Linked DNA regions of Homo sapiens: region 1 is linked to region 2. Evidence: read pairs that join two places in POLR2A ChIA-PET (ENCODE). Cell type or tissue: CD4-positive, alpha-beta T cell. All regions are shown on one strand. Each heading gives the region's core, and the rest is flanking DNA. Links, peaks and the distances in the headings are about the cores only. Region 1 overlaps PRKCA (protein kinase C alpha). Region 2 overlaps PRKCA (protein kinase C alpha).

Region 1 (5,377 bases), core at 322-5,321, 51 kb after region 2:
GCACATGTTGCCTGTCTCCCGGTGACAGAAGATAACAGAGGACTAAGAGCGCACATATACCTCAAGAGCCCTAAGGCTGCCACAGGAGAGTAAACAACTCCACCCAGCACTGCTCCAGGCCGGGTAAGCCAACCTCTCTGGAGTCTGCAGGCTTACAATTGATTCTGGGGAAATAATTTATTATGATTGCCAGTCAGTGACTCATAAATGTGTGTGTGTGTGTGTGTGTGTGTGTGTGTGTGTGTGTGTTTGCATGTGTGCACGTGCATGTGTGTGCATGTCTTTGTAATTCTTCTTCCACATCCTTCAATTATTTTCTAAGCACCAACAGTAAACTTCTGGGCTACTTTTAATAAGAGATTCTTATTCTCTGCAGGAGGACATTTCATTCCTCTTAGCTATGACATATTCAACATTTTTATAGAAAGCAAAAACCATAGGTGGGAGGTAGGGGTGTTCGTGTTTTTGTAAATTGCCTCTAAAGAAGCTGCCACCATTGGTGGGGAAGACCTATATCATGGCTTACAAAAAAGTATCCTAAAATGGACATAAGCACTATTCATGTGCTTCAGTAGATTAAAAAAGATGGTTGGTGTCTTTTATCTATTTTGAGAAAGAAACAAATTTATACAATGAAAACGTTCACAGAAACTAGATGTAAGGTTGTAAAAATAAATAAGTACCTTGCTTTCTTATACAATAAGACATTCAAGTATTAGAAAAATGGAACTGCTACATGGGAAGTAATTATTATGTTAAGGCAAACTTTAGCTATTAGATGCCTTTTTTCTTCTCTCATTAAGCACAACCATCAACTTTTCATGAGCGGGCCCACTGGCTGCTGTCTGGAATGAAGAATCCTATGTTGCTTTCCAGCCTCACATTTCCCCTTTGTGTACTACAAAATAGGAGCTGTTTCATTAGAAACATAAAACAATGAGGAAGAAGCTGTTATTGACAAACTGGGTTTGGCCTTGTGCACTGATCTCAGAAACCGCAGAGCACCAGCCAGCTTCCATCCATGAAGGGATTTGTCTGTCCAACTTGAGTTCAAACAGAGGGAAGCAGACCCGACGTTTAAAAGAATATATCACACACCCTCTGCCCACAACCAAGGTCTCATCTTAGAAGTGATGAAAATAGAGGGTCAAAAAAGAAAAAACTAGACACTGTTCACGGAAACAGGAAACACCTCAATGACATCCCATAGAAGCATGCTCGGTAGTTAGGAACCCCAGTCTCCTCCTCGGTAGTTAGGAACCCCAGTCTCCTCCTCGGTAGTTAGGAACCCCAGTCTCCTCCTCGATAGTTAGGAACCCCAGTGCCTATACACCCATTATCTCAGGGGTCAATTATTTCAATTACTTCACACTCCAGCTGCCAATTAACTCATGGGCCACCATGAAACCCACAGAATGCCTCTATGCCAAGAAGGTTCTCAAGTATCTGCTATCATAATATAAACCTAAGTGCCCAGTGAATACTGTTTTTCTATTACAAATTGATCTTTGGATACATTTCCCCAGAAAATGTTACATCATTTTTACCACTTAGTGCCTACCTAGCACGCGAGCTCTCTGAGCTTCACTTGCTGCAACACAAAATAAGCACAGAATTAGGAGATAACTAGGGGAATTATCATAGCACTGAAATCTGAGGTCATTTCCTCATTTTTGAATACTGGAAAATGAAGGATATTTGAAACTGTTCACCACAACTCAGGTGACACGGGCACTCCACTATAGAACATCTCACTATTGCTAAAAATTACATACCTGTGCTTAAATGTGCCAATGACATATGCTGGTTGAGACTGATCAAAACAAGTCTGGAAGAAGTCTGGTTAGAAGAACAGGTTTTTTTACATACAGATAACATGTTAGCAACTTGAATATTAAATTTGGCACATGAACTTTTAAAAGTATTAGGATTGGGATGTGATTTTCTTTTCTTTTTTTTTTTTTTTTTTGAGATGGGGTCTCATTTTTTCACCCAGCCTGGAGTGCAGTGACGTGAACATAGCGTACCGCAGCCTCGAATTCCTGGGCTCAAGCAATTCTCCTGCCTCATTCCCCTGAGTAGCTGGAACTACAGGCGTGTACTATCACACCCGGCTAATCTTTGTATTTTTTGTAGAGATGGGGTTTTGCCTTGTCGCCCAGGCTGGTCTCCAACTCCTGGGCTCAAATGATCCACCCGCCTCAACCTCCCAAAGTGCTGGGATTACAGGCGTGAGCCATCATGCCCATCTGGGATGTGCTTTTCTAAGGAAGAAACAGACACAACAAGACAACCTCAGAGAAGGTGGCTCCACATACTGATGTTTTATAAACCTGTGTCTGCGACCAACCTCTGGGGTAGGAGCTGGGACACCTGAAGTCTTCAGTCCCCGCTTTGCTAGCCTTACCGTTTCCTGCCTGTCAAATAATGGGGACGCAGTTCTGCTTCCACAGCAAAGGAGACACTAAGCTGCTGGTCTGCCCCATCAGCTGGCAGGTTGGCACAAAACCCAGCAACATTCAAAGGTGCAATTCAGCTGGTTCTCCAACTAGGAGGGCAAGACAAGGTTTTATCCCACTAAAACGTAATGAGCAGCAGAGGCCAGCTATAGAGTGATTTTAGTTCTTCTCCCTGTCTGCACTGCTGCAATTCGGAAAAAATAAAAACGCACAAAACACCAAAAAAGTAGTGTGAGAAATGGGGGTAAAGGATGAAAGGGGTGGACTTACAGGAGGTGGCACGCCTTCGCTTATCAACCCTGGATATTAAGTATGCCTTTTCCCCCCTCTATCAAATGCAAACCCTTTCACATACTTTGAGTTTTAAAACTAGTTAAAATCTGAAGGAGCTATTTTTAAAATATACATAATCATATAGTAATAGTAAGAACCACGACTTCAGCCATATGGATCATACACACACAGCCCACATACCATTCAACTCTGCTAGGCACTTCTAAGTCCACGGGCAATGACCTTCATAGATTTCATAGGCGGAATTCAATACCTTGCGTAATAATTGAAGTTACAAATGCCCAGTCCGTTAGACTTACTTAGAAAAAAACAACACAACTCTGTGGGCTTCCTATTTCAAAAGCTGTGTGGGCAAGGAGCAGAAAGCAAAGGTTAATTTTGCAAAAGAAATCAACTTTGCAAGAAAGGCTTGCATCCAGTGAGCGGGATGGAAAACTGCTTTCATGAATGATTCATCCTTCGAGACTGCGGATGGATTACTCAAGGCCTGCTGATGTGGCCCTTCCTGCACATGTACCATGTAACCCTGACAAACACCAGCTGGGAGGCCACATCCCTTCTCACTTGGAAGTACTAAAAAATAAAAATAAAAATAAAAGTAAAAAGATCAGAAAGCAGTAGAGAGTGATACTTACGCACTGAACGAAAAAGAGCAACAATGCCCCAAAATAATTACTTACTTAAAAGCACCCCCGATGGAGTCGGGTCTATAAACACAGTAACGATAAAGAGAAAAGCCTCCCAGTGTGCAACCATGGGTCTCTCTTTGCTGCTTAATAACAGCAAGGAAGAACTGGACATAGAACTTAGCTCTCAAATCAAGCGGAATCTCATTTATCTGGCACTTTTAGAGAGCAAGGTGTTCCACCAGAAGAATTTTCCAGAAAATAGAAATTTGCCCCACATTTACAAAACTTTAAAAATAATTCTAACCATTCATATTTCTGAGGGATTCTACTATATACTTTTTTACCTTCTTCAACGGAGGTAGAGAATCTAATTTGATCTTTCAGTGCGTATTCATCATGTGTTTTGTTTTGTTGTTGTTATCGTAGTTCCGTCATCCAGGCTGGAGTGCAATAACATGATCATGGCTCCGTGCAGCCTCAACTTCCCAGGCTCAATTGATCCTCCTGCCTCAGCCTCCTGAGTAGCTGGGACTACAGGTGTGTACCACCACCTCCAGCTAATTTTTGTATTTTTTTTTTTTTTTTTGAGACAGGGATTTGCCAGATGGCCCAGGCTGGACTTGAACTCCTGGGCTGAAGCAATCCACCCACCTCAATCTCCCAAAGTGTTAGGATTACAGGCGTAAGCCAGTGTGCTCAATCATTATCCCTTTTTTTTTTACTTAACAATACCTGAGTGTGTTCCTTAGTGGTTCAAATCCCAACTCCATTACTTCATAGCAGGGTAAACTTAATCAAGTTACTTTACCTCCCTCAGCCTCTACGTTCCCATCTGTAAAATGGGGATAACATGCACCATGTCAAGTGGTTGGCACACAGTTAGCATTTAACAAATGTTACTTCTCTCCTTCCCCCTTTTGCCTTTGCTTTCTCCAATGACGTACTGGGAAGGTCGGTAACCAAATGTGTAAGGAATATTACAGTAAGACAATTCTCAGAAGATTCTGAAAGGGGCAGGGCACGGTGGCTCACGCCTGTAATCCCAGCAGTTTAGGAGGCTGAGGTGGGCGGACCACCTGAGCTCAGGAGTTTGAGACCAACCTGGCCAACATGGTGAAACCCCACCTCTACTAAAAATACAAAAATTAGCTGGGCGTGGTGGTGCATGCCTGTAGTCTCAGCTACTTGGGAGGCTGAAGCAAGAGGATTGCTTGAGCCCAGGAAGTGGAGGTTGTAGTGAGCTGAGAGTGCACCACTACACTCCAGCCTGGGCGACAGAATAGAAACCCCGTCTCAAAAAAAAAAAGGAAAATAAAGAGATAAAAAAGAAGACAAACCTGAAAGGATCTTCAAGGCACCCTAGCAGTGTTGCATATTCTACTGGGGGGTCTTAAGACCCCTGTGTCCATTTTTGTTTAACTCCAGCGTCTAGGCTGTGTTCCAGGAAGCTGTAGACTTTTTGTACCTTACTTCAAGGTTTTAGATATAACTTTATTTCAATGGCCTAAATAGAAAGCAGATTAATTGACATAGCAACTACAAGATCCTGACAAAAGAAGGAATGCCTCACTGGCTGATTCTGCGAAATAGGCTTTCTTTCATGTTCCAATAATAACTCAACTTTTAAAAATTAAAATCAGTATACCCTCATCCACTAAGTGGTTTAGAGCTCTCACTTACACTGCCTAGTTTGGGAAACTGCTACTTACACAACATGACTTTGTGAAGGTCATACTCCTTATGTCAGGTTGCTTGCTCCAAACCAATTTGGTGGGTGGGAGATGACGGAGATTCTGATATACAAAAAGAGCCCATGAGGATATCAGGCTTCATTTTTCTACTCTGTAAAGATTGAGGTCTGCAGGAGTACAGCAGGTGACCCCAGCAGCACACTCAGCTAGTGATCATGGCTGTAGTAGTCCGTTCTCATGCTGCTAAAAAAGACATACCTAAGACTGGGTCATTTATAAAAGAAGAGGTTTAATTGACTCACAG
Region 2 (5,377 bases), core at 285-5,284:
ACAAGATTAAATCCAAAAAGAAAATCTCCCTATGTCAAATCACCTTAAAAATCAATTAAATGATTTCCATCTTTTAGGTTCCCTTCTACTTCCTGTTCCCCTACACTAACTCTGCTGTAGTGACAATCATGGCAATAACTTTATATTAAGCTTTTGCACCTAGCATCATATAAGCATTTTTCTATGTCTTTATAAGCATCATTCTTAATGGCTGCATGTATTTTATCACACTGATGCATCAATTTACTTAACAACACCCTACTGCTCACCAAGAATATTAGCAGAAAAAAATTAATGACTGCAGAGGACAATCTAAGAGAGGACACTGATCCCAAGTCGATATGCAGCCATAATATTCAAGGTTAGGATCCTATTAGATACAAATTATTCTCAAGGTTTTAAATTCAACATCTACTTCACTTATCCAGAATGGGCAACATTCAGAATCAAGTGGTTAAGTATTCTAGTTAAATAAGATTGACTGTATGCATTTTATTTTAAAATTAATTTTATAGGCTGCATATTCTAAACATTAAGATTAAGAAGAACACACCTTTTATTTGGAAGATGTCCGATCACACGGCAGGTCTCAGGCTTCACTGGCATGGCATCACAGTCATAGAAAGGAAAAAGTCTCTATTGATCTTAGGACATTTCCCTTTAGTTTTATTGTTAGAAGGAAACAAAAAACCCTATAAGATCTTTCATCTCCCTTGTGCAACTAAAATGCATTCACTCATCCAGCCAACAAATATTCACTGAGCACCTACCACACATCAGGCACCATTTTAGGTTAAACAGAAGAGTAAGATAACATCCTGCTCTCACGGTGCTTTCAAGTTGGTGGAAAGATACCCAATAATCAAGTAACAAATAAATTGTATGGTTTTAGATGATGACAGGGGGTTTGAAGTGCATAAAGTAATAGAAAATAATGAGGGGGACCAGGTGCGGCGGCTCACGCCTGCAATCCCAGAACTTTGGGAGGCAGAGGCAGGCAGGTCAACTGAGGCCAGGAGTTCTAGATCAGCCTGGCCAACATGGTGAAACCCTGTCTGTACTAAAAATACAAAAATTAGCCGGGCATGGTGGTGCACGCCTATAATCCCAGCCACTCAAGAGGCTGAGGCAGGAGAATTGCTCGAACCTGGGAGGTGGAAGTTGCAGTGAGCCAAGTTCATGACACTGCACTCCAGCCTGGGCCAGCTCAAAAATAATAATAACAAGGGGGGTATGATCTAAAAAGGCTCTCGAAGGAGGCAGTATTTCAGCGGAGTCTGAAATCGTACGAATGAGCATCATGAAGATTAGTTCTACAAAGAGGAACCGCCCAGGGCAGCAGCCCTGGGGTGCCAATGAGCTTGGGATGTTCTGGTCAGTGAGGTGTGCAGGAGCCAGATCACAATCATGATGGGCCTTGTGGACCAAGGGAAAGAAAGAAATACACACACACACACACACACACACACACACACACTTTTTTTGTTGTTGTTGGAGACAGGGTCTCACTCTGTCATCAAGGCTGAGTGCAGTGGTGTGATCTTGGCTCACTGCAACATCCGCCTCCCAGGTTCAAGCAATTCTCCTGCCTCAGCCACCTGAGTAGCTGAGATTACAGGTGGCTGCCAACAAGCCCAGTTAATTTTTATATTTTTAGTAGAGACGGGGTTTCACCATGTTGGCCAGGCTGGGTATACATATTTTTTATTCCAGTGGTTAAGAGGAGGGCACTGAAGGGTTCAGATGGAGTGACACAATGATTTGATCTGCCTGATATTAACACTTGCAAAACATCAGACTAGCTACTGTGGAGGGTAAACTGTAGGGGATGGGAATGGAAACCAGGAGCCAAGCTAGGAAGCTATTTGGCAAGCAGTGTATTTCTTCAGAGGCGCTACTGTGCTGGACTCTCTCATTGTCTGGCTGCCGGATGGACAGAAGTTCACTATCTGACAGCTGGGTACAGTAGCTCATGCCTGTAATCCCAGCACTTTGGAAGGCTGAGGGGGGTAGAACACCCGAGATCAGGAGTTCAAGACCACCCTGGCCAATATGGTGAAACCCTGTCTCCACTAAAAATACAAAAATAAGCCGAGTGTGGTGGTGTGCACCTGTAATCCCAGCTACTCAGGAGGCTGAGGCAGGAGAATTTCTTGAGCCTGGGAGGCAGAGGTTGCAGTGAGCCAAGATCACACCACTGCACTCCAGCCTGGGTGACAGAGCGAGACTCCATCTCAAAAAAAAAAAAAAAGTTCACTATATGAGAGAATGACCTGATTTGAGCACACGTGTCCAAACTGACAGCGAGCAGCAAATCCGCAAGCCCAAGCCCCTTTAATACCTAGGAATGTGATTCCTTCTTAAATATTCAGCCTACCATTTTTCTTCCCCGTCTAGTTTTACACATTAAGTTATTCCCAGTTACCAATTCTTAATGGGGAAAAAACAACGATTACGATGAATTACCTAAATCCTGGTGCATCATTCAAACTGAGCAAATGCAAAAGAGAGCAGCCCTGCCTTTCTAATTTTAAGACCTGCTGTATGAACTCCCCTTCTTTTTCAAGCTTCCTTGGTCTTTTGTGATTAATTTTAGTAACTGGAGAACAACCTGTTTAAGAACAAATGAGTCATAATACAAGCTTAATATCTAGAAACCTAAAATCACCCACCTCCACAGAGAAGATCATTTTCGAGTATGAAATTCTTATGTTTTAAACACTGATATCCCATGCTCATTCTACAAAGCTTCCTGCCTTGAAAAAGGGATGAGGAGGAATAGGCTTGGGACTTGGAAGTGCAGAAAGCTAGCAATAGGCGTACTGCTTTCCTAAAGGCATTCATCACAGGCATGTTTTATGACACGAAAAAAAATGCCTCACCTATTGTAAAGCAGTTATAATCTGTATGTTTTAAAATACGTTATTTGGGGAGCAGGGGTGGGCAGATCACCGGAGTACCGGAGTTCGAGACCAGCCTGGGCAACAAGGCAAAATCCCGTCTCTACAAAAAACACGAAAATTAGCCGGGCATGGTGGTGCACGCCTGTAGTCCCAGCTACTAGGGAAGCTGAGGTAGGAGAATTACCTGAGCCCAGGGAGGTTGATGTTGCAGTGAGCCATGATTGGGCCACTGCACTCCAGCTTGGGCGACAGAGTGAGACCCCATCTCAAAAAAAAATAATAAAATTAGTAAAATACATACTTTCCTACAGCAATCTCATAACAATTTCTCATGAACAAGAATAGTAAACTCTAAGATTTCTGAAGACAGTCTCTGTCCTGGCAAAGGCAGGCTATGTAAAGTCAGGAATATACCCAGAAAGGCAGTGATCAAATGGGAAAGAAATCAAAGGCTATTGATTCCTTAAGCTGTTAGCTCTCTCCATTTCTCCCTTTTGAATTGCAATTGGTTACAAACCTCTCTACATGATAAGCCATCACTTCAAGGATGATCACCCTAAAATACGCAGGTGACAAAACAAGTTTTGCCTTTCAATAAGCAGTTTTTCCTACCAACATTTAACCAAAAAATGCTCATGAGGTTAAGAGATTCTGGTCACACAGCAGGCACAGTTCAGTGGGCATCTTGCATAATTTCGTTAGGCTTAAACTTCAAGCACTGAAGAGTCCCTCAACACAAAAAACCTTTTCCCCCCGAAAACAAAATTCTCTTTCTAAAGATGGTAACTTGTAATCAGGAAGTGGCTGGTATTGATTCTGAGAGAATCGCAGGAAACATTTCACAGATATTCCACTCCTAGGAGTGTCCAAGGGAGAGAATACAGTCATGGGTTCTTAGTTTCTGTTTCTTGTTGGGCCAGTAAAGCCCCTTCCTCATCCCTCTTTTCTGCTTATCACTAGAGATAGAAACTAAAAAACATGGCTTCAGGTTGCCAAAAGTCTCAAACAAAACAAAACAGAACCACCACGACAACAAAATAAGGTGGGTTGGACAAGCTTGACTCAAGTCTATGAAATTATTTTCATTTTCTTTAGGGAATCAAAGACTTCATTTTTTTTTTCCATTCATTCGCTCTTTCAACAAACATTAATGATCACCTACTATAAGTCAGAGATCATACTAGGCATTGGGGATACAGAGATGAATAAGATTTACAGGAAAGAATTATAACCCAAACAAGTCTGCCTGTGGCAAATGGTTACACTAACGGCCCCAGTGACTCATACCCCCAGGTTCCACACCCTTCTGTGATAGTTAATTTTATGTGCCGACTTGACTGGGCCCCAGGTGCCCAGACATTTGGTCATACGTTATTCTGGGTGTTTACACAATGGTGTTTTTGTATGATACTAACATTTAGATCGGGAGGTTGAGCAAAGCAGACTGTCCTTCCTAGTGCAGGTGGATCTCATCCAATCTGTTGAAGGCCTGAATGGAACAAAAAGACTGCCTCTCCCTCCAAGTAAGAGAGGATTCTTCTTGCCTGAAGGCCTTGAGATTTGGTCACCAGCTTTTTCTTGCTCTTGGACTCAATCTAAAACATCAGCTCTTACTTCAGAGCTGATGTCTTAAGCTTGCCTGCCTTTGAGCTTGGACTGGAACTTACATCATCAGCTCTCCTGGCTCCCAGACCTTCAGAATCAGACTGGTGCTATCCCATTGGCTCTCCTGGGTCTCCAACTTGCCAGCTCACCCTGCAAATCTTGGGACTTGCCGGCCTCCATAATTGCATTGAGTCAACATCTTATATTAAATCTCTTTACACACACACACACACACACACACACACACATACACACACACACACGTTCCTTTTCTCTGGAGAACCCTGATTCATAAACCTTCACAGTGACTCTGGGCTTTGGCCAATGAAACACTGGGAAACACAGCGCCAGGGGAAGCCTATTAAGTGTGTGTACACTGAGGTGTTCCTTCTTGGAAAACTGCCACTCCCTTGTAAAAAACCTGCACTACCCTCCCAAGCTAATGTGGGGCAGACCTTAGGACTCCCTGGCCAGCAGCCACAGCTAACAGCCAGTGAGGCCGCTGTGAGTGACTCTGTACCAACCTTGGAAGATGATAAGCAAGAGAGTGCATAATCACATTAAAAAACAAAAACAACAACAACTGGAGTACCACGGGGTGGCAATATGAAAGACAGTTCATAGAGGAGAAACAGTCCAGAGTCAGTAAGACCAACTCACAGCACACAACAAGGCCTTCACAAAGACAGTGGCTATGGAGATGGAGAGGAAAGAGAGTTGAAAGCAGAACTCGTAGCACTTGGAAACCTATTAGGTGCGTGAAACAAAAAAAAGATGGAGACAACCAAGAAAATCCTGAGACTTCTGGCTTGGGATCCTGTGTGCAGAGGACAGCTGGGTGTTACACCATGATCAATCAGGGTGACATA

What was found. Peaks named below come from ENCODE experiments on the same cell type or tissue, not always from the same donor. Only the 100,000 strongest peaks of a DNase experiment are listed, where the experiment ranks them.
Region 1: POLR2A ChIA-PET joins it to region 2 with 5 read pairs; 7 of 35 experiments call an interaction of 5 or more read pairs at or near these places.

What each region holds. Positions count from the first base shown.
Region 1 is chr17:66,457,798-66,463,174 of GRCh38, reverse strand. The region is part of intron 2 of PRKCA (protein kinase C alpha); the gene reads right to left. Among named protein-coding and RNA genes, the nearest start is that of PRKCA-AS1, 44 kb to the right of the region's middle. RefSeq lists a silencer at 1-124. In CD4-positive, alpha-beta T cell, for the core only: no CTCF peak of the experiment used is centred there; a DNase peak (open chromatin) is centred at 3,224.
Region 2 is chr17:66,508,558-66,513,934 of GRCh38, reverse strand. The region is part of intron 3 of PRKCA (protein kinase C alpha); the gene reads right to left. Among named protein-coding and RNA genes, the nearest start is that of PRKCA-AS1, 94 kb to the right of the region's middle. In CD4-positive, alpha-beta T cell, for the core only: no CTCF peak of the experiment used is centred there; no DNase peak of the experiment used is centred there.